3 separate regions of the Mus musculus genome follow, and regions 2 and 3 are each linked to region 1. The links are chromatin loops, found by intact Hi-C in ENCODE. Cell type or tissue: left cerebral cortex. All regions are shown on one strand. Each heading gives the region's core, and the rest is flanking DNA. Links, peaks and the distances in the headings are about the cores only. Region 1 overlaps Sgsm1 (small G protein signaling modulator 1). Region 2 holds the start of Mir7230 (microRNA 7230). Region 3 holds the start of Aym1 (activator of yeast meiotic promoters 1).

Evidence for each region. Hi-C counts contacts between places; a loop is a spot of excess contacts. Peaks named below come from ENCODE experiments on the same cell type or tissue, not always from the same donor. Only the 100,000 strongest peaks of a DNase experiment are listed, where the experiment ranks them.
Region 2: a loop joins it to region 1, with 5 times the contacts of the local background. A loop is called at or near these places in 2 of 42 quality-filtered maps.
Region 3: a loop joins it to region 1, with 5 times the contacts of the local background. A loop is called at or near these places in 2 of 42 quality-filtered maps.

Annotation. Positions count from the first base shown.
Region 1 is chr5:113,280,843-113,291,361 of GRCm38, forward strand. Sgsm1 (small G protein signaling modulator 1) reads right to left here. Exons shown (of 25, transcript NM_172718.3): 3 at 7,982-8,057; 4 at 6,383-6,545; 5 at 5,933-6,085; 6 at 4,785-4,852; 7 at 4,437-4,582; 8 at 4,138-4,269; 9 at 1,750-1,874. Among named protein-coding and RNA genes, the nearest start is that of Sgsm1, 25 kb to the right of the region's middle. In left cerebral cortex, for the core only: CTCF peaks have their summits at 4,883 (motif pointing right) and 5,917 (motif pointing right); DNase peaks (open chromatin) are centred at 5,227, 5,904 and 7,828; H3K27ac peaks cover 952 bases.
Region 2 is chr5:113,337,625-113,348,143 of GRCm38, forward strand. It overlaps Mir7230 (microRNA 7230), which reads right to left and starts at 21; the gene lies at 1-21. In left cerebral cortex, for the core only: no CTCF peak of the experiment used is centred there; DNase peaks (open chromatin) are centred at 7,134 and 7,691.
Region 3 is chr5:113,349,386-113,359,904 of GRCm38, forward strand. It overlaps Aym1 (activator of yeast meiotic promoters 1), which reads left to right and starts at 7,909. Exons shown (of 1, transcript NM_001012726.2): 1 at 7,909-8,436. The coding sequence starts at 8,132. The coding sequence ends at 8,269. It also overlaps 1700016C19Rik. In left cerebral cortex, for the core only: no CTCF peak of the experiment used is centred there; DNase peaks (open chromatin) are centred at 2,639 and 5,133; H3K4me3 peaks cover 497 bases; H3K27ac peaks cover 712 bases.

The DNA of each region.
Region 1 (10,519 bases), core at 3,167-8,166:
CAGGAACGGCTACTCAAGTCCCTGGGTCTAGCCTGAGGTCTCCCACCCCTGGATTATTTCAATCACTGGACAAATGGTCCAGTTGCTTGACCCTGGCTTTTTTGTACCTGGAAGATAAACACTGGTACTAGCTCAGAGGCACGCGGCCACTGTGCAGCCGTGGGCAGAAGTCAGAACGGTCTCACCCCGTTCTGACCTTACATAGGCCAATAGTGTGATTGGAGGAGCCTCTGTTTCCCTGTATATAAAATGAGGACTCTAATATCCCCAGCTATAAAATGGGGATGTTAACGCAATCTCCACTGTAGTGTTTCTCAGAGGATTTAATAGAATATTTCATTTGAAGACTCGACCCAGAGCCCCTCACACTGTTAGCTCAGAACACAGTCCTTGCAACACAGTCGCTCCAAGTACTGACTTAGTATATATTTCTAGCTCAGGACCCACCACGATCCTGAAATAAGTTGCTCCCCTCTCCGAACAGTATGTAAGGGGGTATGTGGGAATGGAGGTTCTGTGGCAGTCCAAGAATGCAACCACGCAGATATGCTGAACCAGGAAGTGGAGCTCAGCAGCACCACACAGCCCCCCACCCCCTGTGCAGAGCCACCACAGTCCTACCAAGGTACCACGATGCCAGCCAGGACTGAGCACATGGCTGTGGTCCAGGCCTGTCCAACCCAGCATCCCCAGCTGGTCTGATGGATACTATTCCCATGTGACCTTCCGTGCTTTCCCTTCTGCGCCTGCGCTCATCTCCCCCAGGTCCTTCCTCAAAGTCTTTCTTTCATCAGTCCTTTCGTGGTACCCGCTCTTGGGAGAACCCAGAGTAACGCAGGCATTACACTAGCAACTGTGACCCACTTCTGACACCTTCTGTGAAGGGCTCTACTCCTACACTCTTAAGTACAGCTTGGGAAACAGGCTGGGGGGAATATGGAAGTGGCGTCACTGGGGAGGGGGAGGGGCTAGTTCTTACTCAGTCTGATGTGTCCTCATGGATTGCTGAGTTGCCATTTACAGGTTCAGTATTTGCTACCCTTACACTTTGATAGGCCTGGGAGCCCACTTAGAAATTCTTTTTCTTTTTCTTTTCTTTTTTCCCTCCTTCCTTCCTTTCTTTCTCTCTCTCTCTCTCTCTCTCTCTCTCTCTCTCTCTCTCTTTCTTTCTTTCTTTTTCAAGGCAGGGTTTCTCTGTGTAGCCCTGGCTGTCCTGGAACTCACTCTGTAGACCAGGCTAGCCTCAAACTCGGAAATCTGCCTTCTTCTGCCTCCCAAGTGCTGGGATTAAAGGCATTAAAGGATTAGCGCCACAACTACCCAGCTCATAAATTCTTTAAATTACATTTTTATTTATTTAGCTGTGTGTGTGTGTATGGTGGGTACACAGCATGTTGAATGAGTGGAGGTCAAGGGGTAATATGAAGGAGTCAGGTTCTCTCCTTCCACCAGATGGGCCCCGGGAATAGAACTCAGGCTTCGAGGAACTGAGCCATCTCACTGGCCCCTGAGAATACACTTATGAATGTGAGCAGCTGACCACGCCTATTCCTGAGGCCCTGCCCCCTGTCTCCAGGTGCTCCCAAAGCTGGTGTTCCTTCTGAAGCTACAGCAGCAGGGAGGCTGGGCCAGGTCACCATAACAACCAGTTCACACAACAGGCAGGCCTGTCTGGCTCTGAAGAGAGCATCTCCGTGTTTAGATGAGTAGAAGGTCTTGGGGCACATCCAACTGAAGTTCAACTCTTACCTCTTCTCGTAGTCCAGATCCCCCACAGACCCGTTCATCAGCTGATTGGGTGTCCACTTCAAGGTCATGACATCCGCTGTCTGGTGCAGAGACAGGTACCCTGGCACGGCCTCCATGTCATCCCTCTGCAGAGAGAAGAGATCTCAGGCCTGGTCATGTTGCTGGGCTCTGGTGGACACAGGCCTGAGCCTGCCTCAAGGATGCAGAAGCAGAATCAAAGGGTTGGGTTGTTTTTGGCATAAGCCCAGCGAGCAGAGAAACCACCTGCAGTCCATCCTGTAGATATTACCCAGAATCCCTCTCCCCAAGCCCCACCCACCATTCTTCCAGCAGCCTGAACCTCTGTCTGCCCAGAATCTGTGCATGGAACCTCTCATCCTCTTCCCATTATCTGAGGTCACTGGGCAGGCAAGAAAATGTCCCCGTCTCTCTTCTGGGAAGGACACCCTGCCCACTCCTGCCTGAGCTGCAGCCTTATCCATTCCTGACTTGAGGATGTCTGGTCACCCGTGGCATCTCTCAGCTGTGAAGTGGCTGTTGATGACCCTATTGCACACGAGCTAAGTCAATCACTCCCTCGATTGAGCTTGGGCAAGGCTGTTATTTTGCAGGGAGGACATGCGAGAGGAGCTTATGATTCAGCTTTGAAAGACAAAGCTATTGTGACTTGGACTCGAGAACAGGGTGACAGCCCATTACTCATCTCTCCAGGTCACCCAGTCCCAGATCCCCTTGGAAAGCAGAGACACCATGCTCCGTGGGCCTTTGGACCATTGCTGGAGATGACAGTGAACAGTCTGTACTTCACAGAACTTCTGGGTCAGAGAGGTCACCGAACTTTTTGTGTCAAGGGACTGACAGGAAGTACTTTGGGTTTTGTGAGCCATATGTGGTTTAGGGCAACCACTCACTTCTGCTGCCAGAGCCTGGCATGGTCCTGTTTCAATGTCTTGATGATTCATATTCATTCTCTCTCTCTCTCTCTCTCTCTCTCTCTCTCTCTCTCTCTCCCTCTCTCTCTCTCTCTCTCTCTCTCCCTCCCTCCCTCCCTCCCTCCCTCTCCCCCTCCCTCCCTCCCTCCCTCCCTCCCTCTCTCTGTCTCTGCTGTGGATGGAACCTTGAACATGCTAAGTCCTCTACCCTTGTTCTTAGCATTTGAAGCTTCCAGTTGGTCACTTGAAAACTGAGTACATCTTAAGTTCATTACTTCCTAAATCTAAGATATTAGAGCCTTGTACCCCCTGGGATGCAGATATGACAGCCCACAGGGCAAAACGACATGTGATCACCCAACTGTTAAGGCTGTGACCACAGAGCTAGGACTGCTTCCTTCTTCCTTCCAGCTGCACCACAACACCACACTGACTGTGACCCAATGACAGAAGACAGAAAAGGACAGCCTCCCTCAGGGCAGGCACTGCTCAGGTCTCACGCTCCACCTGTGCCCAGCCAGCCACTGGGGCACAGAAGGCAACCATTCACAGGAGCAGCTGTTGTGAAAGCAAATCACAATCCTGTGCCTTGTTTGGGCTTCTGCGTTGCCATTTCTACATATTGCAGTCCAAGGCACGTCACAACGAGTACTGGACAGGTGTTATCAAGGAAGAGGATCACCTTTATAAGACCACACCTCCGTCACACAGAGCATCTGGGTAAATGTTTGCTGAGCGGCAGCAAGAGTACATAGCCAGGCAGATGGCCTGGGGATGGGGATGTAGGAACAGACAAAAAAAAAAAAAAGTGGACAGCCAGGTGGGTGGACAGAAAGTGAATAGCTATACACACAAATAAAATCAACAAGGATGAAGGGAATGGAAGAGCTGAAGGGCAAGGCAGCTAGCTAGAGATACTGCCATGTGCCCTTATAGAGATGTGTGTGTGTGTGTGTGTGTGTGTGTGTGTGTGTGTGTGTATGTATGCATGTGTGTATGTATGTGTAAGTAGATAGATGATGGATGGATGGATGGATGGGTGGGTGGGTAGATGGATGGATGAATGGGTGGATGGGTGGGTGGATGGGTGAGTGGATGGATGGGTGGGTGGGTGGATGGGTAGATGGATGGATAGGTAGGTGGGTGGATGGATAGGTAGGTGGGTGGGTGGATGGGTGGGTAGATGGGTGGATGAATGGATGGGTGAATGCATGGGTTGGTGGATGCAGACACTGCTGGGACAATGAAGCAACGCAGAGGTGGCTGGATGAGCGGATGGCTATATTGATACATGAATTGATGTATAGATGGAGTTGTTGGTGAATATATGAGTAAACAGACGGGTGTATAGGTACATTAATAAAGAGGTGGGTGAATTGATGAATAAATGGACCACCCAGCCCCCATAACCTGTACTCAAACCCTAGGAACATGACCTAGGCACAGCGGAACTCACTGGCTGAACCAGAACATTGTTCTTTCCATAGAGCAGGGTGGCCCTGGAGTTCTGGTGCAGAGATTCTACATAGTCCCGGGCAGAGATAGATGGCCGGTCGTCCATGCTGCCACTGGAATGCCTCTTCTGGATCTGGTATCAGCACAAGGGTGGGGGGAGAGACAGAGAGAGACAGAGACAGAGAGACAGAGGGAGGTATGAGGCAGTGACCACAGTCAGGACTCCCACCCTGTTCCCTGCCTGCCCCGAAGCCAAGTCCAGACCCTACCAGAGACCATCACACTGCCCACCCATCTCACACAGAGCGCTGGCCGCTTGGTGGGCGAGTCCTGTCTCAGATGTGAGCTGTGGATCCGGTGTCTCTGGACCAGCTCGTCGGCTGAGGGGTCAGTCCAGAAGTGATCTGCAGTCTTCATCTTGGTATACTCCAGGGCACATGGCCCCACTGTGGAGCATACAGGGCTGGGAACCTGGCATCCCCAAGAGTGCCCCCACCCCAACTGCCTCAGAATGGTCTCCCTCAGAGCACTCCACTTCCCTCCAGGCAGTGAGGATGCCCCAGAGTCCAGCAAGAAGACACTTCAGAAGAGACAGGTCCTGAGCCCCAAGAACAAAGGACCAAATGCAATCCGCACCCGACCTCTTACCCAACAAAGAGGCCAGGATGGGTCCGTCCACCGGGTCCATCAAGAGTGCCTCCTTCTCGTAGTATTTACTATTGGGAGGAAAGGACATGCAGGTTTGCATGGCGAACACCAGAGGGCACACGGGGCGGACTAGGCTAGCCCAGCTGAGAGCCTCAGCTGCAAAAATAACTGTATCTCAGACAATTGATGAAAAATGCCTGGCCTGGAACTCACCGGCGCCAGCTCGCCACACAGCCGCGAGGCCTTTAGGAGAGCAAAAGAATCTCAGGCTCTCAGGCGACGCTGTCTTGTTACCAAGGCAAGAAAACGCTGTCTAGCTGTGGTGTAGACCCAAAGGCTGCTCTCACAGACTCCCCCACCCTGTCAGGTCAAAACAAATGCCAGCCCCAAGTCCCTGAAATTTGGCCCTGATAGAGGTGTGATGTCATCATCACAATGTTCATGCTGAAAGTTTGGGAATGCGCTTGTTGGCAAGCGATACGGTGGAGTGATTTTCCAGTTCCTTGAAAACTCATCTGACACATAAATATCAACATAGAGATGTAAACGTTAGATCAGGCTGGAGGGAGGGCTCCACAGTTGCGTGCCCACTGCTCTCATAGAGGCCCCGGGTTCGATTCCTAGAACCCACATGGTAGCTTACAATGATGCTGAGGGGTTATCAGGATGAGAACTGGTCGGGAAGTCTCATACTGTAAAACACTGACATCAAATTACTCTGGAAGGGTTAGCCTCATTGTGTATTTCAACAAGTCGTGGCCCGCTAGATTCATCTCTACTTCTTCTCTGTAAAGCACTCCGTGCTCTTTAGCCAGAGAGATCACCAAGGCACAGAGAGGGAGACTGACTGTCCTGCCTTCAAACAGCTATCAAGTAGAGGAGATTGCAGAAGGATGGATTCCAAGATCCCTCCTCCATCTTGACTTAAATGTGAAGCCCCTGTTTGCACATTGCTCTTCAGCACCCGAATCCTCTCCCGCTTTCAGGATAGGTAGCTCGGGGTCAAACATACAGACAGCTTTTGTTTAAGCCTTTCAAACCTCAAAGGAGTTGGGGGGGTGGGGGGGACACAAACCAGTTTATTCTCGAGGGTGCGGTTCCCAGAATGGCCAGCGGGTGGCGGCAGAGTGCAAGCGTCGGTCTCTCACCTGCTGTTTTCCACCAGGTAGTGGACGATTTTGTCCAGGACCCTCTCGAACAGGGCGGTGCGGATCCACAGGTGCTTGATGGCCAGCGGGGACAGGTTAGGCAGCTTCGGCAGCTTCCGCACGTTCTCTTGCAGGCCCTGGATCTGGTTTCGCCTTTAAGACCGGTGGTAGGAGAGAATACACTCAGGAGAGACAGAGAGGAAAAGGGGGGGGGGGAGGGGACAGGGAGGGGGCAGGGAAGGAGGACGGGGAGGGGGAAGGGAAGAGGAGGGAGAGAGGGAGAGGCAGGAGGTGTGGCTTTCGCCTGGCTAAGGGGACCAAGCATTTCCCTCTAGGCTCGCCCCAACCGCCCCCCACTCACACTCACGCCTTCCAGGCTCGTCCCAGCCGCGCCCCCACGCACACTCACGCCCTCTAGGCTCGACCCAGCCGCGCCCCACGCACACTCACGCGCTCTCAATGAGTTGCTCCAGTTCCTGGACCTTGCGGCTCAGCTCCTCGGCCGGAGGGAAGCCTTTGCCCACCTTCATGAAGAGCGCCGCGATCTTGTTGCTTCGCAGGAAGCCGGCCGCCCTCCGCCGCAGCCCGTGCAGCACGCAGGCCTCCACGGCCGCTGCGGGGACACAGTGGTCGGTAGCCGTCTTGTCTCTTGTGCACAGTCGCCAGCACCGACAGTGCAGAGAATCCCATACCCGTGTGCCAAAGGAGTCGAGAGGTTGGCGATTAATGAGCACGTGCACGGGGACCAAGGTCGGTCATCTCTGTGCATCCTGTCAGCCATCAGCCTGCCGTGTGGCTGTGGTCCATCACTCCCTCTCTTTTTGCTTTAACCTTCCCTCGTAAGAGTGCGCACACTGAGTGACCTATGGGTCACCATCGGCAGCTGTTGTCATTGTCACGATTGCCATCTCACTCACCATCATCTCCACCATAACCATCATCTCCGTTGTCACCATCATCTCCCTCACCATCATCTCCACCATCACCTCCACTATCACCATCATCTCCTCCGTTATCACCATCACCCTCACTCGCGCCCTCGCTACACTCATCTGTCACCATTGTCCAAGCTACATTTTGTGTCAACTTGACACAACTAGAATCATCTGACAGGAGAAAAGTTCAATTGAGAAAACACCTGCACAAGACCAGGCTTCAGGGAACCCTGTGGAGCATTTCCTCATTAGTGATTGATGGGGCAGGGCCCCGCCCATTGTGGGTGGAGCCATCCCTGGGCTGGTGGTCCTGGGTTCTATAAGAAAGCAGGCTGAGCAAACCATGGGGAGCAAGCCAGAAAGCAGCACCCCTCCATGACTTCTGCATCAGCTCCTGCCTCCAAGGTTCCTGTTCTGTGTGAGTTTCTGCCCTACATGGGTTTCTGCCCTGATCCAAGCTGAAATAGCTCCCGCAAGTAACTTTTGGTGTTTATCACCACAGTATAAAGCAGACTAGGACGTGCACTCGGTGGGATGGGGCCAAGGGAGGACATGAACCCTGGTCTGCCTACTACAAGGGATGAGGTTTCGCCCCCACCCTACCCCGCACGCTCCACGTGTAGCCAGGAACCAATACATTGGCGGAGGATGACCTTCAACTTGTGATCCTCCTGCCTCCACCACTGGAGTGCTAGGGAGACGGGCATGCGCCACTGTGCCTAGCTGTGGATGGAATCTGGAATGCTGAGTGTTTGAGGCAAGTGTTCTACCAATTGAGCTGCATTTCCAGCCCTCAGACCCCTCTCTCTCCATCCTTTACCCAGCCTGGCAGACACAGAGGGAGGAGATGGCTGTGCCTCAGCCGGCGGGATGAGTCAGGATAAAGCAAGCCCTCCGCGGGACACAAGAAGCAACCGCCCCACCGTCAGCCCCCTCACAGTTCTGCTTTTTCCAAATCCACTTCCTCCTGCAGAATGCCCTCGGGATCCCGAAATAACTCCAGAGTCACAAAGCCCGGTGTGATGCAAGAGCTGGCTCACAGGTACACCTCCTCTGCTGCAGCCCAGCCAGGAAGCTGCCCCCCACTGCCTCTGCCAAGGCGGTCACCACTCACCACAGAAGGAGATGATGTGGCTGCTGTCCTCGTGGACGAACTTTCTGGTAACGGCTTCTTCCATGATCTGCTTCACCTGAGGGGCACACGGGAGTGGGAGGGGCTGATTGGATGGGTTGCTGCACCTGGAGACTGTGAGTTCAGCACCAGAGTGTCTGAAGGTTGTCTGGGGTATTTGGACAACCCTTCTTCCTTCTACAGCCTCTTGGTCTGAAGTAGATCTGGGGCCAACAGGCACACACTGCCCATTTTGCTTAATTTGCATGGAGGTCTGTCACCTCTTCCAGAACTCACACAAAATGCCCTGCACAGCATTGCCAGAATTGTTCCCTTCCCTTGTCCGTCAGAGATCCTGTGCTCTGATTCCTGCAGCATCCTGTCTCTGTCTCCCCTCCAGAATATAAGTGTCACACACCCCCCCCATCCTGTCCTTTGCCTTACTGTGTGCTTGGTAAAGGTCCTGTGGGCACATAGTAGCTGTGTGTACTGGCTAGTTTTGTGTCAGCTTGACACAGCTGAAGTTATCATAGAGAAAGGAGCTTCAGTTGAGGAAATGCCTCCATGAGATCCAACTGTAAGGCATTTTCTCAAGTAGTGATCAAGGGGGAAAGGCCCCTTGTGGGTGGTACCATCTCTGGGGTGGTAGTCTTGGGTTCTATAAGAGAGCAGGCTGAGCAAGCCAGGGGAGGCAAGCCAGTAAAGAACATCCCTCCATGGCCTCTGCATCAGCATCTGCTTCCTGACCTGCTTGAGTTCCAGTCTCGACTTCCTTTAGTGATGAAAATGTAAGCTGAATAAACCCTTTCCTCCCCAACTTGCTTCTTGGTCATGACGCTTGTGCAGGAATAGAAACCCTGACTAAGACACTGTGTGAGTCTGAAGATACAGGAATTCAGTGGGTGGCATGGGGACAGTCAATGATGGGATCCAGGAAGCCCCGGGTTCAAGTCCCCATGTGGGATCCAGCAGGTTTGTGGGTGAGCTTTGGGAAACAGAGGCTCAGGAGAATCCACCTGCCAGGGAGGGAGAGATGGAATGGACAGAGATGGAATCCCGGCTTGGGGTGCACTATGCTGAATAACTCCAGGGAGACAGACAAGGTCTCTCAGGGAAAGGACAGCTGGCCTTGGAAACAGTACTTACCTCAGGGGCTGGAATGCTCTCTGACTTCCCTGGGCTTGCATCCTACTCTGCCCAGAGGCATTGTGGGATTCCAACAAAGCCTGTCTCTCTGGGCCTCAGTTTCCCCACCTTGAGACTGAGGTCACACAAGGTGATCCAAAGGCCTGTCCCAGAAATCCATCCCAGGACCTCTAACAGGGGCCCAGAGTAGCCACATCCTGGATCCCCACGCAGAGGGTCGCCATTCTGCGTTTTTTTCGGCACACCGCACAGCTAGCTGCCTGACAGGGGTGCCCCCGAACCCTGCTGCCTCCGCTTCTTCCTGCAGCTTGCTCCCAGGAGGCTCAGACAGGACAGAGCACCACCTGCACTCAGTCACTCAGCACTAAGTGCTCCAAGGTAACAGGTCAGCCGCAGCCCACCCTCCCTCGTCAGCACCAGCCCTCTGAACAGCTCCCGGCTCTGCCGCCCCCTATCGCAGCCCAGAAGTGTTCTCTCAACATGAACCCTGCCACAAGGCCCACGAGATCACCCTGTTTTACAGGTGCGACTGTGATTTGAACCCAGGGCCTCACACATGCTAGGCAAGCACTCCTCAAGTGAGCCACGCCTTCAGCCAGATCTTTTATGAGCAGCACAGTGGAATGAAACAGGATGTCAGGAGCTGGGTTGGGGACCCACAAATGTGCAGAAATGAAGCAGTTCATCGGTCATAGGAACTACAGGAGACGACAGAAAGCATCTTGAGGTGTGACCAAACTCAATATGCTGAGACCTACTACATGTGGGAGGATAGAGCTGAGTGGAGATTATAGTGGAAAAGCATGGTGTCAGAAGAAGGGAGACCCTCACACAACAGCTTACCTTTACACCCTGGGAATTAGCGAATAGGAAGAAATAAGCCCAGGAAGGAAGAAAATACTAAGGATATTTATCTGCAGAGATACAACGAAGTAATTGGGCCAGCAAGATGGCTTGAGTGGGTAGAGGTACTTGCTGCCAAGTGAGGCCATCTGAGTTTGATCCCTGGGCCCACGAGTTGCCCTTTGACTGCTGCATGCACACTTGCACACGATAAGTAATGTGTTTTAAAAAGCACATAAATCAGAAGTTAAAGCAAGCGGGGCTAGAGTTGGTGGCTACATAGTAGCTTGCTGAGTCTGTGTGAGTGAAGCTCTAGCAGGCTAATAATCTTCTGAGTCCTGGCCCAGCCTTCCTGCCCAGGTGGCCTAGCCTGGGATAGCTGAGGGGCTCTGCTAACTGGATGAACACCTCCCCCCAGTGCTGTGCTCCGGGTCCCTGCCGTGTCTACTCTGTCTTAAGCAGGTAAGGCTCTGCTGCCAATGTCCCTGGTCTTTGGAGGCGGCCATCTGCCTGTCCCTGCCAGGGCTGTTCTCTGTGGAGACATCAGGTCCC
Region 2 (10,519 bases), core at 4,816-9,815, 58 kb after region 1:
CACTCAGAGAAACAGCAGTCTTTGTGAAGAGACCCAGAGACCACAGAGTCTGCTCTCGAGCCAACTGAGACCGGGAGCACACTGTGGTGCAAGAGACAAGAGAGACTGACCCTACCTCATGCACAAGACTGAGGTGGAAAGAGAAGCAAGTCCCCGAATGCTTGCTTGTGGCATGCACACACACACAGCTACCCCCCCAAAGTCTTATAATCCCATTTATATAAAACGTTGTGACAGGAAAATTCAAAGGAAGGGGGACGTAAGTTTTCTAAGCCTACGAGGCAGGGAGAGGGGCAGACGGCCAAAGCTCCCTCACAGAGCGCAAACTGTAAAAGTTGTGCTTGTTTGAAAACCACACACCTTTGAAATGTGAATTTTATGGGTCGTAAGTTCAAGACAAGAGAAAAAGGTTTGATGTGCAACCCCCCACCTCCTCGTATTTTAAGTCCAACCCACAGGAAAGACTCTAAAAATAATTATTTACACATATATGTCTTGTGTTGGTGTGGGTCACATATGCACAGATGACCTCAGGGGCCAGATGGCGTTACTGCTTTTCATGGCTGCTGGGAACCAGTGTCCTCCAGAGAAGGCAATAACTCAGGGTAGGGCAGCTCTGCTTTTCCAACCTGGTATGGGGATTGAAGGGAAGACGGGAGGAGAAGTGACTCTTCTTAACTACGGAGCCACTTCTCCAGCTGTTGTCGCTCTTGTGTCAGCAGAAAAAAACAAAACAAAGAACCAAAAACTGGATTCTACAGAGACCGAGGTAGAGTCACTTGGGAATTCCACCCAAGTGTAGCTTTGTGAACCAATGAGTTTGTTGCGGTCTTGCACAGGAGCATGGGTAGGTATCCCAAAGGACATGACACCCCTCTGAACAGCACACCCCAGCATGCATGGGTCACAAGTCTCCCCTGCACAGTTTATGGCTGCTGTCGGGCCCTCCCCCACGGGGGTTCCCCTCTCAAGCGATCACTGTTGCTTATACAACCTGGGGGTGGGAGACTTGTGAAACTCCTGAAGTTTCTGAGTTACCGGATCTCTAAGCTTCATTGACTTCTTGAATCATATAAACCAGTCTCCTCCCTCCTGAAGAGAAGGTTTGAACTCAGAGGAGATAGCTACATAGCTATAACTTCCAGGTTGGACACTGGAGATGGGTACGGCGCAGCCTGTAGGAGGAAGCCACCTGACTCGAAACCACCAGTTGACATTATTACCTTGGCCTTTAAAATGCTCAAAAAAGAGCTGTGCAGAAAGTTCTCTTGTTTCCGTAGGGTAAGTGTGAACAGCTTAGGAGGGCACAGGGAGGGGTGATTTTTTGGTGCCTTGATGGCCTGAGATAAAAGCCATGTGTGTCTGGAAAAGGAGCTCAGCCAGCCAGTCTCTGTCTATTCCCTATTCTGTGATGGAGATGCGGTTCCCAGGGCCTGCTCGTTTCTCACAGAGTGAGCCCGAAGCACACCAAAAGTACTTTCTAGAAGGTTTGTTGTTTGTATCCAAAAGGATTAGGAGGACCTATTGTGGTGGTAGCCTTCACAAGAAGGCAGTCACTCAGGTCAGGGCAGAGGTTGGCTTTTCCAATCCAGTATGGAGATTGTTTGAAAAAAAATCAACCAAGAAAAGATAATCTCGATGCACAGGAGCTAGGATGAGTGAACTCCCAAGATTAGCTTCAAGAGGGGGAATTAGAGCATCTTGCGACAGCCAGTGTGCTTAGGGAGTCCTAAGTTAAGAGAGAGTGCACTTAGTTCTAGAAAAAAAATTTTTCTTATCCTTATATATTCCTCGGGGTGGAGGGGGTGGTTTCATGTCCTCATGTCAGCCTAGGTGCCAGGCATGAGGGAGGAAGATGAGAGCGAGCTTCCTCCGAAGCTGCAAGGCCGCCAGCGCAGGTGCTTTGTTCTTTACTTGGTAAAGGATAGGCTGTAGGGAGGCATGGCCTGATTCCCCAAGGCCTCAGCCTCTCTACCTCTTAGGCACTCTAGAGAAATAGTCTGTTCCTAGCTCCTTGACACCTGCTGCCCCTTGTGACTTAGGGTGAGGTTGGGCACGAAATATAGATAAAACGACTCGCCCAGAATCACTTCCCCGAGCAGTCTTGACTTGAAGGCTGAGAACATGGTGGGTTCTTCTTTCAAGATCGAGATTCCCCTGACCCCCAGCACCTACATGGTATTGCCTGGATGGAGAGCCCGAGAAGCACTCACTCCTCTTCCCAAATTCTTCTGCTCCACAGTGGTGGTTGGGAAGGAGGGTGGTCGTGGTTGCTTTCCTGATGGAGAGGCTGTCCCTAGAGAGTGAACAGAACACTGCTCACTCTGGGCTCTCCACGTCCACCTCAAATTTAACAGGCAATGCTTTAGCCTCAAATGAAGCCCTGCAGAAGGTAAGGTTTCCCAAGTCCTCAACTCCTTTCTCCAGCACTGACTATCCTGAAAGACCAGTAGTCTGCTTGATGCCCAACTGGCTCGGAACCCAGGACATTCCGACCAACTGCCCAGGTGACAGTTGCATAAATAATGAGCTCTGCCTGAACTGGCCAGAGCTAGAGGAGCACTGTGAAGAAGCAGCTCGTGGGAGGAGCTCCTGTGCTGGGGCGGGGTCATTCAGGGAAAGCAGCCTGGACACAGGGAGGCTGAGAAGGGGCTGTGGCTACACCACTCTGCATGTGGAGCCTGCTGCTCGAGTTCTGGCTCATTAGGGACTCGGCTGCTACTGTGCCAGAGGCCTCTGCTGAACTGGGGTAGACAGTAGGATGGCCTTGCCGGCCGCCTCCTGGTCTGTCTTGGATTCCCCTGACAAGGATGCAGAGCCTCTTGCGGCACTACAGTAGCTGCATGTATTCTCTCCTTAGAATGTCTTAGCATCTTTGCATCTTGTGCCCCTGAGCCTCAACGCTTAGACAGCATATTCCAAACAGGAGCACGGATGTCCAGGGGAGCCTCCCAGATACCCTTTTCTTCTGTTGTCCCCCACTGCCTCGGGGGCCAGCTGAACCATGGCTGCATCGGGAAGAGGGCCTCCCAGTGTATGGCAAACTTAAACCACTCAAGGGGCAGAGTCTGGAATCATTTTTAGAAAGAAAAGGCAGTATAGTAAGTGGTACAGACCCCAGGCAGGGATTTGGTGTTCTCATCTTAGATAGTTCTCGCCTTACTTACCAGAACGCTCCTTTGGTTACCTACTATTCTCAGGGTATAAAGCTTAGTCTTTTGATCGCACATAGTCTGAAGGAAAACGGAACGGTGCTTCCTGCCTGTGCCTGAGCAGCCTGTGCTACATGTCTGGAGAGAGCCAGATATGTGAGGGTGTTTCCTGTAGCCAGAAAACTCGGGGAGTGGGGAGGGGGGGCATTTGGTAGGTTCAGAGTTCACATGAGCATGGTATCATGGAGTTCCCCAGGAGGAATTGTCGTCAGCCCTGTGACCCCCACATCAGCCCTGTGCGGCAAGTGGAACATTAAGTATCTGATAGTCCATGAAGTGACGTGCCCAGAGTCACACAGGTCTCGTGGACCAGATAGAAGACATGTCCTTGGCTCCCCGGGGACACAGAGCATAAACCAGAGTCCATGATGATGTTGTGGACTCCCCCACCCCCACCCCACCCCCAAGGGCTTCCCTCACTCCTTTCCCCAGATCTTCTCACCCCACAGAGGCTGTGAAAAGAGAGTGGGTACCTTGAAGAAGTGCTTGGCCAAGAGAATGGCGTGTAGCTGACCCAGACTCCTGCCTTTGCACTGCAGTCCTGCACCAAAAGTTAGGGCAGTTTTATTTTAGTAGGATGTAACTTGGAGAGTGGAGACCACTCTAGGTTCCCCACTTCCCATGAATTTTCCTCATCAGCTGCAAGGGTCCTCTTGAGGAACCAATGTTCTTCTTGGCCCCTAGGTGGCTCAAAACTCAAACCTAACCTAGTCCCATGGCCCCACCACAAGGAGTGTGCTCGGATCCCACTGGGCAGCCTCTGATGAACTGTCAATGTTGATTACTAGGGATAAAGTAGCTCCGTGGCTGTGGTCCCCTGCCTGGTAGGGATGAAGCGGTCTGGGTGGTGTCTCCAGACCAGACACTTGATATGAAGCTTGGCTGGGAACATCTGTACCTGCTCTGAGGATGTTCCTCCTGCCTCCTGCCCCCTGACCCCCTGAACTCACTCGAGGACTCTCATATGGCCTCTGCCCTGCACAGCCAGGGGCAGAGCATCTCTGTGAAGTTCGTTCTGTAACCACTGGCTCCCGCACTCAAGGTTTCTTCTGAACCATCCACACCCTGCTCCTGTCACATCCCTCGGCCATCAGATGTCCCTACTAACTTGATGGCGATGACTCTCTAGCACAGTCCTGGCCGTGCCCCCAAAGCAGGGATTCTGTCGCCACCCCACCCCATGGCCGTCCCACTCTGACATCTCAGATTCTCCTTTGGGAACGCCTCCGAGTCTAAATCGCTCTTAGTGATGTCAGGTTTCGACAAGTGTTTTCAGCTGTGTTAGGGCTGCAATTCAGCTTTCCTGCGGTGTTGGTTGCTGTCGTGGGGGAGATGTGTGCAGATCTACACTTGGCTGGGGAATGAAGAGTTTGTCATAGTTTTGACCTGAAACTGAAATAGTTTGGGGGACCTCAGAGGAGGCTCGCTGGGCCTGAGGCTTGCCTCCCAGAAATTTACACTCACTATAGACACGTGAGCAACAGTAAATATGAAAGGATGAAACGCAACATTATACCCTAAATGTCCACTCAGTGTGGCCAGTCTAACCAGTGCAAACCTTACTTTAAAGCCAAGTGGCTGTGAGCGAGTGCCATGGATGCAGGTCACTGACCTCCTAAGGTGCTGCTACTCATTATAGGAGTTTGCAGCAGCACAGACAGTTGCAGGGTGCCAGGGGAGATGCAGTGACCAGGGAGGAGGGAGGAAGAGGAGGAGGGGGAGGAAGAGGAGGAGAGGGAGGCTGGCTGGGAGCCTGTGTAGTTCCAGAAGGCTCCTCAGAGGTCCTTTTACTCAACATCCAGCAGCCACCAAGTTCTGTCTTGTGATCCTTTGCTAAGGTATTGTGTGTGGGAAGAGCATGACTGTCCTCCAACAGTGCGGTTGCCTGGGCTCTCCTGGGGCAGCCCTGTCAGTGAACCTGAAGCAGTGGAAGGGGCCTCTGTAAGGATGCTGGGGTGGGGAAGCCGAGTCCCACGAAGCTGGGTCTCTGGGGCAGGAGGCCGAATGATACTGGGCGACGCCATGCAGTGTCCTCCACAGGGGCCATCCTGAAGCCTGCACTTAAATAGGGGCCAGCTCTTTGTGTTTCCCCAAGGACGCATTTTATTTCTGATCCCCGCTCCTCCCAGCCCGCCTGTCTCTCTAACCAGAAACAAGTCTCTGTGCTGGAGGGGGCTTTCTCAGGACAGGCATTCACTTCATGGACTTCCCTATGATCGTGACCTTTCCCGCCTTGACCCAAAAGCAGCCGCGGTGCCTCTTTCATTGATCTTGGTGTCCTCAAATTGAAAGCCAAGGAAGAGGTGGGGGGCGTGGTAGCCTTTTGCCTCTGCTCACCACACCCTCATCACACTTTCTTCCTACCTTTCACCACTCCTCACCTCCTACTCTTTGCCGTCTCCAGCAAGAGGTGGCCGAGACTCACAATTACCTCCCTATCTGGAAGGTTGAACACACTTGCGCTTATGCTGAGCACCCAGTGGCCCAGGCCCTCTCCTGAACCTTTACATAAGTGGTGACACCTCAAGCTGTCCTGCCCCTGTCCCCATAAAGGGTCCCTGCCTGGCTCCTATTCAGTGTTGTAGCTTGGCACCTGAAACCAGGGCACTACCCAGCAAGAGTCTGAGGGTCTCTGCAGACACAGTGAACCTGCTGCCTTCCCAGGAGGTCAAGTGTCTGGATGGACAAGATCCCTCATGACGAGAGTCAAAAATGTGAGAAAGAGCAGGACGTGGTGGTGCACGCCTTTAATCCCAGCTCTTGGGAGGCGGAGGCAGGCAAATTTCTGAGTTCGAGGCCAGCCTGGTCTACAAAGTGACTTCCAGGACAGCCAGAGCTATACAGAGAAACCCTGTCTCGAAAAACCAAAAAAAAAAAAAAAAAAAAAAAACCAACCAAACAAACCCAAAAAAAAACAAAAAACAACAACAAAAAAAATCAAAAACTGAGAAAGAGGAGCCACAAGTGGGGAGACGAGGGAAGGGGCAGGGCAGAGGAAGCTGACACGCAGACGGGTTCTTTCTGAGTCTTCACTGTTGCCAATCGATCTACTGAATTTTCGGAGTAGTAGTGTTGATGAGGTGGCCACAGAGACCAAGAGCGGGGGAGATGGCGGAGAGAGCTAAGGGCCTGCTGCTCCATGGACGGTGTTATTCCACACTATTCACCCCAAGGCACTACCAGTGTCTGTCCCCTCACACCTGCAGTCCTCATCGAGGGCCAGGACTTCTCCACCCTGCAGTAGGGATGGATGGAGGTCTCTGGTCTCTGTAGTTTCCCATCAGTCCAGTTCTATAGCTGTGACCGGGAAGGGATGTCTATATCCTGCTGTTTCTCCGCAAGACCATCAGTCTCTAGAACTTTCTGTCCATGACACTGACTGCATTGCACCCATGGTTTTTCTACTTGTCTTCTATATTCTGTCGCAGACATCTCTAAGAACATGGAGGAATATAGACACCCTTCTCTCCTGACCACTGCTGGGTCCATTCCTCTAAGTGTGGACCCCTTACTGTGCACTGGCCTTAGGATGCAATGAATCCCACGCTGAGCAAACTGAGTTCTTGCTTAGCAACTAGCATGATGCTAGCAGGTACTCAGAAAATTTTGGATTTTCATGCCAATCCCACACATTTCCCTACCATTAAGATGCTAAATGTAGGTGTAGCAGTGAAGACAACTTCTCCAAAATCCTCTCAAGTCTGTGGTTGGGACTTGGAGGTGGACATGCGTAGCAAGCAGGGACCTGCCAGTGTTTGCACTGGATATCGAATCAAATCGGAAGAGAGTGGGAAGTTCTCATAGAATGGAATGGGTATACTTGGTGTCCAGGCACACGCCCATAGCTGTCTAGAGCCGTGCCCCTCCCCCAGAGGGCGTGGATGCCTACAGGCTGCATCCTGAGTCTCAGAGGGATGCAGATTCCAGACTCCAGTGTGGGCGAGTGAGGGGTGGAGCTCAGCCAGGGTCACGCATCTCTCCACTGTCAGTCCTCAGCCCTGACCCCGGAACTCCTCACACCCTAAATCTTGGAGCCCGCAGACCTGACAGTGTGGAGATTCTCGCCCACCACCTGGCATCTGCTAGAACACTGTCCCCATGTTCAAGGCTGTGCCAGCCACGTCCTTTCCTGTGAGAGTTCTTCCCGTGAGTCACACTCAAAACCAAGACCTAAATCCTCTGTGCTGTACAGAAAGATGGCTGCCAAACATGACCCGGGGCTTTGAAAATCCCTGAGGCAGAGGAAAGATTGGGTCTCAGTAGCGGAGCAAGGAAGGAGGTTGATGCTCTGAGAACACAAGCCTAAGGCACACAAGCCCCACACCAGGGTTTCTGAAGCAGTGTAAGAGCCAGACTTCTGCACGCCCTTCCTTTCCCTCTGACTACACAAGCCCCACCCCCCACCCCCTCAGTCTCTGGAGGATGCACACTGACTGCCCTGGGTACAGTCTCGACCCACGACTTCCCATCCCTGGTATTGCACCTGAGTGACGATTGCACCCACTGTCTGACCTCTGGAATCACAGGCACAAGTAAGAAGTTCTAGATGTTAGGGTACCAGCCGAGGTTTTGGGGTGTGACGTGCGGTCACCCGCTCTTTCCCCTAGGTTCTCAGACCCTCCCAGGGTCTGAGAGTCAGTTGAAAGCCTTTAGCAAGACATTGCTTACTCTTGCTCTCATCGGGAGTCGGAAACCCGCAAACAAAAGACAAGAGTGTAGCAGCACCCAGTTAACACCACTCAATAAGATCCCGGCGGTGGGGGCGGCGGGGGCGGCGGGGGCGGCGTCGAGTTCCTGCTACCCACCCCAATGCTTTCTATTCCCTAACAAGAGATGCACCCTCAGCCTTTTGATTCGACATATTCAAAGGCTGCGCCACTCCCTAACCTCCACGTGGCTAATCCACCTTCCGATAATCCCAAATTTTAACTAAAACCTGTATTCCATCTTGGCCGCCCCAAACCCAGATGTGCAGCCCTCTTGGGCTGAGTCCCAGCTCTTACATGAAGGCTGTGCTCTCTGTCCCCGTTCCCACCCTTCATCCTCATCCCCCAACTTGCCGGGGACTCCTAAAAGCCCTGCCCTTGTCTTTGCCCAGCCATTGGCCGCCAGCAACTTTATTTACCAATCAAAACCAACCGAGGGTAGGGTTCCTTCCCTGCGGTTTCTCCTGCATTTTGAAAGACTTAGTTAGATTAACATAATACAAGCATCATTAGACCAACCCTCAACACAAAAGCTGCAGCAATCGCCCCCTCAAACCTACCCTCCTCCACTCCCCAGGGCCCCCGAATCCTCCGTATCAATTCTAGCAGCGTTGAATTCCAACTGTGGCGGACACTATTTGGGCTCAGAGTACGGGGTGCAGGCCCCGAGGCAGATTGAGATTAGAAGCTTGAGAGCCCTCTATGAACGTCCTCTGTGTTTTCGAATTGTGGATCTAGGCACCGACGGCATCTCCCTGTATGGGAAACTTAAAGGGCGGTTAGTGTGATCAAGGCTGTCCACTGGTGTCTGGATTAACTGAAAACTGGGTAATGACTGAAGTAAGTCCAAGCAATAGAGAGGGTAGCGATTGCCAAGCTGAGCAGTGGAGACAGGAGTTCAAGGATAAACTAGAAATGTGGCCACTCTCCCCGTGCTCCCTGCAGAGGACTAGCTGATCACTCTTGGGTTCACTAGTGCTCCTGAGGCACATACACGTGTGCTGCTTCGGGACAGTGAGGTGTCAGCATCCAGGCCCGGAGGGATTCCCAGCAGGCCCAGTTTAACAGAGGGGTGACCAGGGCCCGGAAAACTCTTGTCTAGGTGTGACCAGACCTTGGGAGCTAGTGGGGAGGGGGAGGGGCATGGTGCTGTCTGCAGGAGCCCTGCCCCTTGCTCCTGACCCTGCAGCAGAGCCCCAGCAGTTACCCCTAACTTCTACCGTGTGGGTCCCAAGGGGCTTGAGTGTCCCTCTGAGTAAGAACTCTTCCCACATCTGAGAGAGGCCCTCCCATGTGAGCATTTGGCAGATACTCATTGGACCTAAACAGGCTGCCCCGGGGCTGAGCCCAGGCAAAGCCTGAGTCATGAGGAAGAGATAGGACCTGCGCAGCAGCGATGGTGCAGGGCCCAGATCCCTCCACCCATGAGTAGGACACGGGATTGGGAATGGTGATCCGAAGCATTCCAGAGGCAATGCTAACACCATGTTGTCTGGATCACACAAGAGGTCTATCAGCCGCTATCAGTGATGACCTCACCGTGCCCATGCCCTCTGCCCTCCCAGCAAAAAGAATGACCACGGGGGCGCGGGGGCATGGGGGATCTACCTGTGACTACCCTGGGGGGAATCGCGTCACTGTCTAGTTTAAACCTGTTTCTAGACCAGACAAGATGTGGGCGTGCAGCCCACCAAAGGCTGACTGTCAGTTGACTTTTAGAAGCATAGGAAGGGATCCCTATCCCCACCGCACTTGTGTGGATTCCTCGCTCTGCAGTCTCCCGAGTCTGTCCTAAACCTGGGTCTGTCCCTGCTGACCTGTGACTTCCAGTCTGAAGACAAGAGCCTCGAAGACAAGAGGTCTTTTGCGTCTTCCTGCCTCCAACATAGCAAAGTGTCTAGCATGGCGCGGTGGCTGAAGAAGGAACAGAACAGGAAGGAAGTAACTCCGACTCCTTGGACTTCGGATGTCTGTACCATGTAGGACTCAGTTCAGCCTGGACACCTGCGTTCCACTTGCTCGATCCATGGGGGACTTGGAGGGGAGAACAGGGGATGGGGCAGCACTAAACAGCCGATGTGTAGACGCCATGAGGTGAGGATTCAGAGTCAGTCTAGCTACTCTTCCCAGCCGCTCTATATCTCTCCCTGGGAGCCCCAGCCCTCTCTCTAAGCCCCGCCCCCTGTGCAGAATGCCTCCTCTAAGCTCTGCCCCTCCGAAGAATGCCCTGGGCGCCATGAACTACTAAGTCCCTTGGTCTTGTAGCTGGTTCTCACTAGCATTTTGTCACAACAGATGTCTGTCAGGTGCCTCTGGGAAAATGTCCTCGGGATCGGGGTGGGGGTGGGGGGGGAATGTCTTAGGGCAGCCTCACTATGACAAGCCTGTTCCCGGGAGACGAAGTGACAGTCTGATGTTATTCCGTTGTGCAGTCTTTCCAAATAGCCGAATCCGAAATTGCCCTCAAGTCCAGAATCGCCTCATTTTTTATATGCAAATTTGCGTGAGCAAATTGCTTGACTGGATTCCTCCTGAAGGACTTCAGGTATGGTCTGAACCTATTTTGCGTTGAGCCGGACAGGACAGTAGCTGGGAGAATCC
Region 3 (10,519 bases), core at 733-5,732, 66 kb after region 1:
TGTTTTCAGACTCCCGGGGGTGGGGGTGGGGGTGGGGAAATCGGTCATTCAAGCTCAAGGGAGGGAGACATTTGGTCCCAGCTGCAGATTTGTTTGTCCAGGAGAGAGGGCACAGCTGCCAGGCAAGGGGACACATAGTGGACCCTGGGAGTAGGGAGCCCAGCCAGGCTCCCTGACCCAGCAGCTGAGAAGGCCATAGGTTGCTGTCCATAGCTAGCACTTCTGGTCTCAGAAGCATCCTCTCCCTTACCCCCCCCCCCGCCTCCTCCCCCCCCCCACATGGTCCCCAGAGTCAGACTGTGGCATCAGAGGGGTGTCCAGATGCTTAGACATGTAGTGATCCTGAGGCAGGCAAAAAAAAAAAAAAAAATGTTTGCAACTACTATTAATAAGTGTTGAATCTCTCCTCTAGCCCCCCCACCCCACCCCCCAGCAGAGGCAGTGGAAGAGAAAAGTTGCTGGGATAGGGGGGAAGTGGACCTGTTCAGCAGCAGTTCTTTGGGGGCCAGCTCGATCTTCTTTGGCAGCAGTTCAGTCCCTTAGCAAACACCAAATACGACTCAGCAGCTGCAGACCGGTCCTCCAGGCAGGCGACACCAGACCTGAGCCAGCAATTGCCTTTCAATTCCTGAAGGCTCGACAATTGGCCTGAGGGGAGGTCTTGGCAGTGGGCAGATTGCTGCAGGAACCTCACCAGCAGCAGTTCTTGGGTGAGCTGCTCTCAAAGGCAGGCAGCATAGTGAAGATTTTTTTTTTTTACAACACACACAGGGGAACGCCACGGTCTGGTAGACTCTTCTATATGTTGAGCCTCCAGCTGTTCTTGCACCAGTTGTTCAAGTGCCTGCGACATTTCTTTTGTTATGGGCCACCGCTCTTGCCAGAGAGGCTAGTTTGATAATCATTTTTAGGGGCAAGGCTGTTGGAATGTCAGCAGTGGCCCCTTTCATAAATTTGGAAATGCAATCCCTGTGACATCCTGGTTTTTCTTGACTCAGCTTGCGAGTGTTCTCTCTCACCTGCCTCAATACCTTCCCAGGGAGCATCTACCATATCAACTTTAATTTCCTTATTTGCTGTCCTCCCCCCCCCCAAATTGCAGGAATATTAATTTGATGAATACTCCCAATTGTTGTAAAAGATCCCTTCCCCATAAATTTGTGGGTATGTCAGCCACAGAAGGTCTCAACTTCCCCATTTATCCTTCTGGTCCCACACAGGGTAGTCCATTGGATGCTTTGTCTTATTTGTGATAATTTACCAATTCCTATACATTGTGTGTCAACCTCCTGAAGTGTCCAATCTGGATTCTAAGTGTACTAACATCAGCTCCTGTATCCACTAAACCTTCTATGTCCACATCATTCATTTGTGCCATTATTAATTTGGGTCTCTGTTTGCCATGTTTCTAGTTTCCCGGTGCTCCCAAAAGCCCCTGTTCTTTCTACTGGAGCGGCCTTGTCCTGATGTAAGGGGACACCAGTTGGGCAATTCCTGTCCCCTGCATTGAGTTGCAGCTCCTTTGTCACATGTATAAATAATTTTTATGTCTTGCTAGCCCCATCTACTATACCTGGATGCACAATACATCCTTGAGAAGTTAATTCACTTCTTCCCAAGATTATCCCCACTGTCCCTGAAGGTAAGAGAGCATACACACCAGAGGTTTAACTTGTAATGTTCCACTTTGGGGAGTAATGTAAGAGTGCTATCTGTGGCCAGACCCAAAACTGCACTTCCTTCTGTAACATGCATAGGATCAGAAATAACCCAATTTTGAGTTTCTTGCATTCCTGATACCTCCTGACTGACCTCAGGGGCTGCGAGACCCTCGATTCTCCCCTCTACCCCACCATGGCAAGACGTTACTACGTATGTCTCTCTTTGACTGGCAATCCGTTGACCAACGTTTGCCATTTCCACAGCGGCTGCCATACCCTGGACTCTGTGGCTCAAAGTGGCCAGAGTCGGCTTGTTCTCTTCTTGGATCACCGTGTTCTCTTCTAGAGTCAATGCACCTGTTATTTTGAGCTTTGAATCTTTTAGCCTTACAATTTCTTTGGAAATGACCAACAATTCACCACATTTAAAACACTGAGCATTTTGATTTTTGATATTTCTAGCTACGGTTTGCCCTATGATCTTTGCATTATGCTCCTGAGACCGGATGCTGCTTGTCTCCCTTGTCCACTCATCTACAGGGAGCTCCATGTGCTTCCCATGGTCTGATTGCTCTCTTATATTCGGTGTTGGCATTCTCCAACACCACTATTTCTATCAATGACTTGTAAGGTTTCAGGGTCTGTTATGGCTCTATTCACAGCTGAACTCAACCTCTGTACGGATTCTGTAAAGGCTCTTCCAGAATCCCATATTTTAGTAAAGGAAGTAGATTCCCCCCCCCCATTGCCCGCCCCCCAAGTTACCCAATCAAATCCTAAACTCTTAAAGTGGTGAAATGGCACTGTTGAATTACACCATCATCAAATCTGATTTGTTCTTGTAAGTTGGCATAACGCCCCTCCCCAGGCAGCCTGTCTTTAGTAACATTGATTCCCCTTGCTAGATTACATTGTACTAGCTTTGTTGCTTTGTGCCTCCACCATGACAACCATTGTGACTGCCTAGCAACTTCTAGAACAGCTGACACAGGTCCCTTCCAAGCTTGGGAGGATCACCCTATGCTGCGCAGCCCAGCTATTTTAGCATTTCTCTGACAAAGGAGGGATGTAAGCCATACAATACCACAGCCTCTTTAAAAATACTTTAAATCTAACATTCCTATCGGTAGTCAGGTAAAGTCCTAATAAGCCTGTCCACCATTGTTATCAGGCATATGCTGCACAAAGACCGGGGAAGCCTGAAGGTGCCTGTGTAGGTCCAGGCGAATTCTTTTGTGGTGCGCTCTGCTGCACATTAACCCATGCCATTTCCTGCTCTTCCAGGTCCCTAGAAGCAGGGCAGGGCAGGGTGGGGCGGGGGCAGTTTATCTTCCAGTCTAGTTTGCTTCCCACTCTCATCATGCAGTGAAATCCTGCTCTCATCCATCAAGCCTGAACTTTTTTCTCCTCCCAGTGACCCCTTTTGTTTTCCAAGCATTGGAAAACTGTCCGAAGAAAACTCTAAATGCATACTCAACTCTACAATCTTCTCTAACGAAAGAGGACTGTCGGGTTTCCCATTATTATTATTTTTTTCTTCAAAACAGTATACAGGAAAAGTACAATGCAAACCCAAAATACCCCTTCTGGGAACGAGGCAGGATACAACCCAGTGACAGTAGCTGCCATTTTGCCAATCTCCTTAAGTGTCCACCAGGACCTGCAGATAGATGGGCGGGAACCATGCTGAGCCCTCCCACCTTCCTCCTGTACACTTCTGGTGGAGGTTTGGCCCAGAGCCAGCACACCTCTTTCTCTCTGCTCCTTGGTCTCATAGTGTATGTCCTGTGCACCACTCAAGCCTGCACGGGGCGTTGAGGGGGTGGGGGTGGGGAGGCACAGACCACCTGCACCTACCATAGCCTTCTGCCTCCTACAGGGTCCTCATTGTGTGCCTGGTGCACCTGCCTACCTCGGCCGCTTCTGGAGTGCACCCTCTCAGAGGTGCAGGGCAAACAGCCCAATCTCTGATTCACCCAGGGAGGGTTGGCCAGTCTCAGAGTCCAGCAGGATGAAGAAATAATGTTTCTGGTGAAGGTTACCACCTCTGCCAGTCCCTGCGCCACACCACCATCCACTATTGAGTGCATAGACCCTGGACCCTTTGACTCCAGAGGATTTGCAACAACACACAGCCCAGAGCTCAGGTGATGTTTTGGTGCTCTCTGTCCCCCACCCCCTTTTTCTAACTCTGCTGTGAGTGAACTTGGCTTTACCCTCTCCACAACTCAAAGTAAAGCCCTCAGCTCCGCAACTGTGGGATTATTACAAGGGCCACACCTGGTCTGCACAACCTCTTAACCTCCCACTCTCCACCCTCCACCCCGTGTGCCTCACTCGCTCTTTTGATTTGTGTCTATAGTTCACAAGGTCGGCCTCCCGACAAAGAGGCCGGGTGTTTCTTACCCCCATTTTACAGATATGAAAGCTTGAGGTTGTGAGTAGGTGAGAGTGGCTGAAGCGGGGGAATTTGTCCCTGCATCCCCTCGGGCCAGACTAGTGCCTCTGCCCTCCTGCTGCTCAGTGATGTCCAAGTCTGAAGATCCCCTTACAGAAGCCCAGAAGTGAAACCTGGCTTGGGAATCAAATAGTGAGATTTAAAAAAAAAGAGGGGGGGGGGGAAGGAAAAAAAGAGAGAGAAAAAAAGACCGGGGTTGTGTGTATGTAGGAAGAATGTTCTGGGTGGAGGGGGGAGCTAGTGCCTGTTTCCGCAAACCAGTGTGACTGACAGTGGCCAGGACAGGTGATGGAAGGGGGCCTGCCATGATGAGTGTTGTAGGTCATTATCAGGAAACCGGGGAGTTGAGCATGGGGGCCCTGGAGCGTGGGGGCGGGGTTCGAAACTCCACGGGGCGGGGTCAGCATGTCCCTCCAGACCCGTGCGTCCAAACTTTACATAAACTACAGTTCCTTAGGCACCTGAGCCTCATTTCAAGTGACCTTAGCCACACGTGTGTCTAGAGGATAGCACACACAGGGGACACTGGCCCCAGCACAGAAAGGGTCGCAGGCGCACTGTGCTAGAGAGAGAACTCAAGGCTTGGGTGGGAAACATTTTGGAGAGAAAGAGGGAAGCCAGTGGGGACCGGCTCCAGTGACTCAGTGAGCTTGTCGGTGGCTAGAGCCAACGCCAGCATAGGGCCTGGCGCTCAGCCACTGTCCAGAGAAACGGAAGATGATGATTCCCGAGGAATTTCCAGGTGCTCTCACCTCCAAATAGCCCCCACCCAGCTGCCATCTTCCTCCAGGAATCCTGGCTGCCCGAGAGGTCAATAGAATGTGACCAAGGGGGCAGTGGGACTGTCAAGGCCGAGTCAGGAAGGCACAGCAGCTTCCCAATCCGTCTCTTGAACTCATTTCCCGTGGCAGAGGCTGACCCTGGTGATTTGAGTCGCGCCTTTCCAGCTGCGCGCATGCGCGGTGCCTTTTCCCGGTAATGTTTCATATGCTCTTGATGTAGATTCTCCTGTTGCTCACTGCAGGGCTGTGTGGGATGCTGACGCTGGCGGGTGGCGACTGGGGAGGCTCTGCCTGTCTCTGAGGTTCTCCTGCCTTTCTGTCTTCTGCATTTATCAGTAAGAAGGGAGGGCTGAGTCTCCAACTGCAGTAGAGAATTTGCCCGCTTCTGCAAATCTACCTGGTTTCGCCTCCTCCGATATGAGACCCTCTCGTCAGGGAGCCCAGCTGCGTGGATGCCGGGGACGCTATGGCTTTGAGGACTGGCCCACCGAGCCAAAGGTGGAACCTGTTTGTCCACAAATCCTTTTCCTCACCGTGATGGCTGCTTTGCTTGATGGATCTGCAGCTGCTTGGCTTACTTTTTGATTTGTGTGAGCAAAACCGGCGCCTTTCTCCACCACTTTACCTTTAGCTTGTGTTTCAGTATTGAAAGTCTGCCTTTTTGTACACAACATGTGGTTAGGTCTCACTGCTGTTTAATCCATGGTGCTAGTCTCTGACCTCTGACTAGTAGTACGTTTAGGTCACTCCCATTTAGAGAGATTTTTAAAATGGTAGGGGGAGACACAATATGTCAGGACAAACTGTGCACGAGCACACTGTTTAGAAAAGCAGGACAGGCTCAGAATGACAGAAAGACTCACAGGGACCCCTTGGAGGAGCTGACTTTTAAACTGAGCTTTGAAGGCTCTGACGAACCCTTACTGCTGAGTGAGCCACAGGCTCTAAGAACCCGGAAGGGCCGTGGGGACCGTCTAAGCTTCTATGTTACATGAAGGAAAAGGGCTGCACATGTGACTGGTACCACTTTTGTGTTGTTTTGTGAGTTTTATTGTATTGTTTTGTGGTGTGAGCCTGCGCCTGAGGGCAGGGATGGCAGCAGGGTGTGGCAACTCACTATGGTGTAAGTTTGAGAACTCTGGGCGGGGGGGGGGGGGGGGGATGCAGTCCACAGAAGGGGGTCAGGTGCCACTGCCACATGGGAGGGAGACTGGGACAAGCACTGTGGCTGAGGTCCCCTGAGATGCCAAGTGTCTTTGTCTTTCCCAGCAGAGAGAGGCGAGTTCTTTTACTCGAGGGGGGAGGAACCGCTCGCACTAGGGAGGTGAGGCTGGTGTGGGTCCTATGATGCAGGCCTTACTAGGTGCAGTTTGAGCTGAGAGAGTTAGGGTGGGAGCATGAGTATGCAGATGGGCTGGAAGGGGGTGTGGGGGAACGAGAGGGCAGGGCAGCCATGCTTGCTTCCAGACATGGGATGCAGCAGCTTTACAAGGCCCCAGAATGGGGCGTCCCTCTCCCTCCAAGCTCCTCTGCTATGCTTATGATGGCATTGGAGAGGGAGCCCAAGAGCCTGGGCAGGGAGAGGGGAGAGCATGGGGCAGTGGGTCCTGGCATGTCTGGGTCTAGGGTGGTGACTCTCAGACCCAGTCTCAGGAGGTACAGTGGGACAGAATCTCTTCATCCATGTGTGCGCATAGGAATCTCCCATTCTCCTCCCCAGACTTTTCCCCCATGTGTGATGCATACGACGGTGTCTGCTGGTGTCCGACACCAGAGAAACCAACAACAGGGTGTCCTGCCTCTCTTCCTAAAGGGCACTGGGGAAGAGAGTCGAGGCACCTCCCTTCTCTGATGTGGCGGGAAACCTTGGGTCGAGTTTTTTACTCTGGATGGTGGTACAGTGGGGGCCAGGGCTCACAGCCGAGGTCTGGAACTCTGGTTGGAGCTGTCTTCAGAGCTCTATTATGGAGCCCCAGCCCTGGGCAGGAAAGCTCATTAGCAGACGTGATAGATGTGAGCACATGACTGCCGAGTCGTGTCCCGTGTCCCTGTTGAACTGGAACTCCTGCTCCTTCTCCATTAGCAGCGGTGTCTGCATGCTCAGCCATCCCTCTGGACCCTTCTGAATTCTCCCAGGGCTCTGAATGCAGTCTTTTTTATGCAAGGGTCTTGGACACGTCCGGGTGTGTGCGGCGCAAGCCTACAAACTCTCTCACCTCTACCAGAGATAATAAGGTCAGTAAACAGCAAACTGGGCTGTGAGGCGGGCTCACCAGTGGGGAGGCCTGCAGAATTCAGCAGGGATGCAGAGAGGAACCCAGGGTGCTGGGTCGTGGAATGGTATCTAGAAAACACACTAACCAACCACCCATGCAATGTCACTGGGTCCTTGAGATGTCCTGCAAGCTGGAGCAGGGGCAGCTCTGGGATTGCAGCCGGCTAAGGGAAGCCAGGGGGCGGGGTCTGTAAGGATGCTGGGGGCAGCTATCGCTTTTTACAGGTCTTTTATACCCTAGAGCCTGGGCAGGCCATAAGGACAAAGGGTGCCCGGGACACAAGCAGGTAGTTTGGAAGTTTGGTGTAAATTTAGAAGCAACTTCTACCTTCTCTTTCACCTGCGTGCCATTGGGCTTGGCCATGCGTGGCCCACGGTTGGCACAAATATTTGGAATCTGTGAGTAAAGAAGCTGGAAGTGGGCTCAGAAAATGCTGCCCAGGCCCATGTAACAGATGCCGGAGGAAACACATGTGAGCTCACACACACAGGTTGCTGGAGTGAGAGGCTGAAGAGGGTAGGGGTGGGATAAGGGACTGGAGTGCTCAAAGGCTGCAGATCTTCCCTCTGGGCCTTGGGGTGGGGGGTGGGATGGGAGGGAATCTCCCTAAGGGCTCTGAGCTAGAGCAGGACTGGTCCCCTCTTCCCTGCTCCAGCTCCAGAGCTGCCAGCACCGCCCCCTCCCCCTGCAACCCCCCCCCCCCCGGAGCTGTGTGCCCGGCAGAGGGGCAGCTGCTGGCTGAGCAGCTCCTGCGTCCTGCAGAAGCTTTGGGAACAGTGCCTGGGTGTCCTCCTGCCCTCACCCGGAGAAGCCACTGCAGGGGTGGGGGGCAGAGCACTGAGACCAAGACAGAGGACACCACTCAGAAATGCCAGGGCAACTGAACTGTGGACCAGGGTGGGCTGAGAAGGAAATGCTAACCTTGTGAGTCTACACACCCCTCCCTGTCTAGCAATGAAGCCCCGTGCTCTCACAGAACTTTCTGAGGATGCTCTAGTTCCATTATCTCTTAGAGAGAGGAGCACGCGCACTGCACGGGGTCATTCTCCACTGAGCTTGTTGCTGTGCTCAGGTAGTTCAGGGAATAAGTAAATGCTGCTCTCTGCTCTCAGCCGATGCCCCTGGTGGGAAAGAAGTGGGCTTCAAATTTCCACTTCACATCCTCCTGGAGCACGAAGAGTTAATGGAGCACACATCATCCTAAAACATGCCCCCTCCCAATCCCTGCTCTCCCCCCAGCCTGTAGCTGTCAGGGAACTAAAAAAAAAAAAAAAAAAGGTTGGCACACAGCCAATGAGACTCATCTGTGTATTGGCTGTGCCCTGCCCTGCTTGTGCCACTAAATGCCTAAATGTCATTTCCAGTAAATCCTCTTACTTGTACTTCAAGTTTCCATTTCCAGACAAGAGAATCCTGCAATCAGCCCCCGGGCCTGGGGTCTCTCTGGCCTCTCAGGTTTAAGAGTTAGACTCTGTGTGTGTGCTGCCATGGTTCTGTGAACTCTGCTTCAAGAACAGGATGATGCGGAGGCCGATACCCAAATGCCACCTTCCACGCTCAGAAATAACAACTGGTGCACAGGGCCTGCACAGGGTCAAAGCAGATATGTTCATAGCATCTACTGGGGGAACTGAACTCCCCCAATTCCTAACCAAAAAACAAACAAACAAACAAAAAATACCCTTCCAGTCTTTTAAGGGCCTGAAAGGAGTTTCTCCAGTTTCGTCTCACTGGGTATATAAACTACATTTAAGGGTAGGTCCAGTGTCCAGCAGCATGTGGCCACCAGGAAAAGAACTCGATGGCATCCTTGGCAGGGTTTTTTTGGTCTCATATTTTTGTTTGAGATTTGTGTTTTGTGCTCTCTCTCCCCCTCCCTCCCCACACCCCCTCTCTTTTTCCCCTTTGCCTTCCTCCCCTGTGTCCCTCGGTGTGTTACTAGTCTTGTTTGTATATTATGTTTTCTGATTTTGTCTTAATTTTTTTTCCTTTTCATTTGAATTTTTTTTTTCTTTTTTAAATTTGCCGCATTGTTTTATGAAAAGAAAGAGAAAGGAAGTCTGGTGTTGGAAGAGGCGGGAGGATCTGGGAGGAGATGCCTGGAGCAGAAACCACGATCAGAATTTACTGTATAATTTTTCAACTAATAAACATGAGTTGTACTCTGTAGAGAGCCTCGCATGGCACACACTCGTGCTGCCCTTAGTTGTGGGTAGCATCTCACGGGCGTCTCTTGAGTTACTGCAGGACGTGGATGGGGACCCTGTTTGGGAACTCTGGGAAGGGGTGTAAGACTTACCTGCTGACTCCTCACGCTGGTCTGAAACTGGAGCTGTCGCACAGGGAGGCTCCCTGGAGCCCCCTTGCAGGGCTGGCTGCACCTTGGCGACAGCTGTGGGCTGAGTGGTGTTCCTCAAGGAGCCTGGGTTGGAACGGGAAATTGCAGTGAGGCTGAGCCATGGGGGGTCACGTTCGGGTCAGTTCTCTCTGACCGTGTAGCTGTTGTGAATGGATGTTGAGGGTGTGGCTTCCTCCCTGGAGAGGTGGGCTGACGTGAAGGCAGACTGAGCCTGCTCTCTCTTGCCTGGAGGCGCCCTGGGATGACAATACCGGCCAGAACGGTTGCCCTCATCCCTTGATCTCAGACTTTCCCAGACTCTAGAGGTAAGAATAAATGTGTGTCGCCCCCCCCCCAATAAACTCTGCAGTCTTGTGTCACAGTGGGACAGGATGGGCTAAAAGATCAGGGTAAGGAGCCGGTTCTGAGGACATCACAGAGGCGCCCTCGCAGAGCCTGAACTCGGGCCTTTCCCTTTTGAATAGTTTTTCATGGTGTAGCAGCCTACAAGCGGAACAAGCTTATAGTTTTGATAGCTATATTTCAGGGCCATCCTTTGTATCATGAAACAGTAACAGAACATCAGCATCATGGCTCCTTGAACCGCATGCAGCATGTGGCGCCGTTTGTCTGACTTTTTACTTTATGTCTTGAGGAGGCTTTTATCCACCTTGGACTGAAGCCCCAAGAAGCAGGTGCACCGCTCCTTATAGGAGTCTGCTGGGGAGAGAGCGGCTTCAGCCATGGATGAAGCTCTAACAGTGCTGAAAGGCTAAGACGATGCTAAGTGTATAGCTGATCGCTTATTATTATAAAATATAGTACAATATTAATATATTTTATGAATCCTTTGATGATTTTATTATACATTTGTGAACATAATCACCTCCCCACCTCCCACTAACTCTTCCCAGATCTATTCCCCTGTAAACTCCGTGTCCCTCTTTTTTTCCTTTTTTTAAAAATTTTATTTGTTTTGAGACAGGGTCTCTATGGATGTAGCC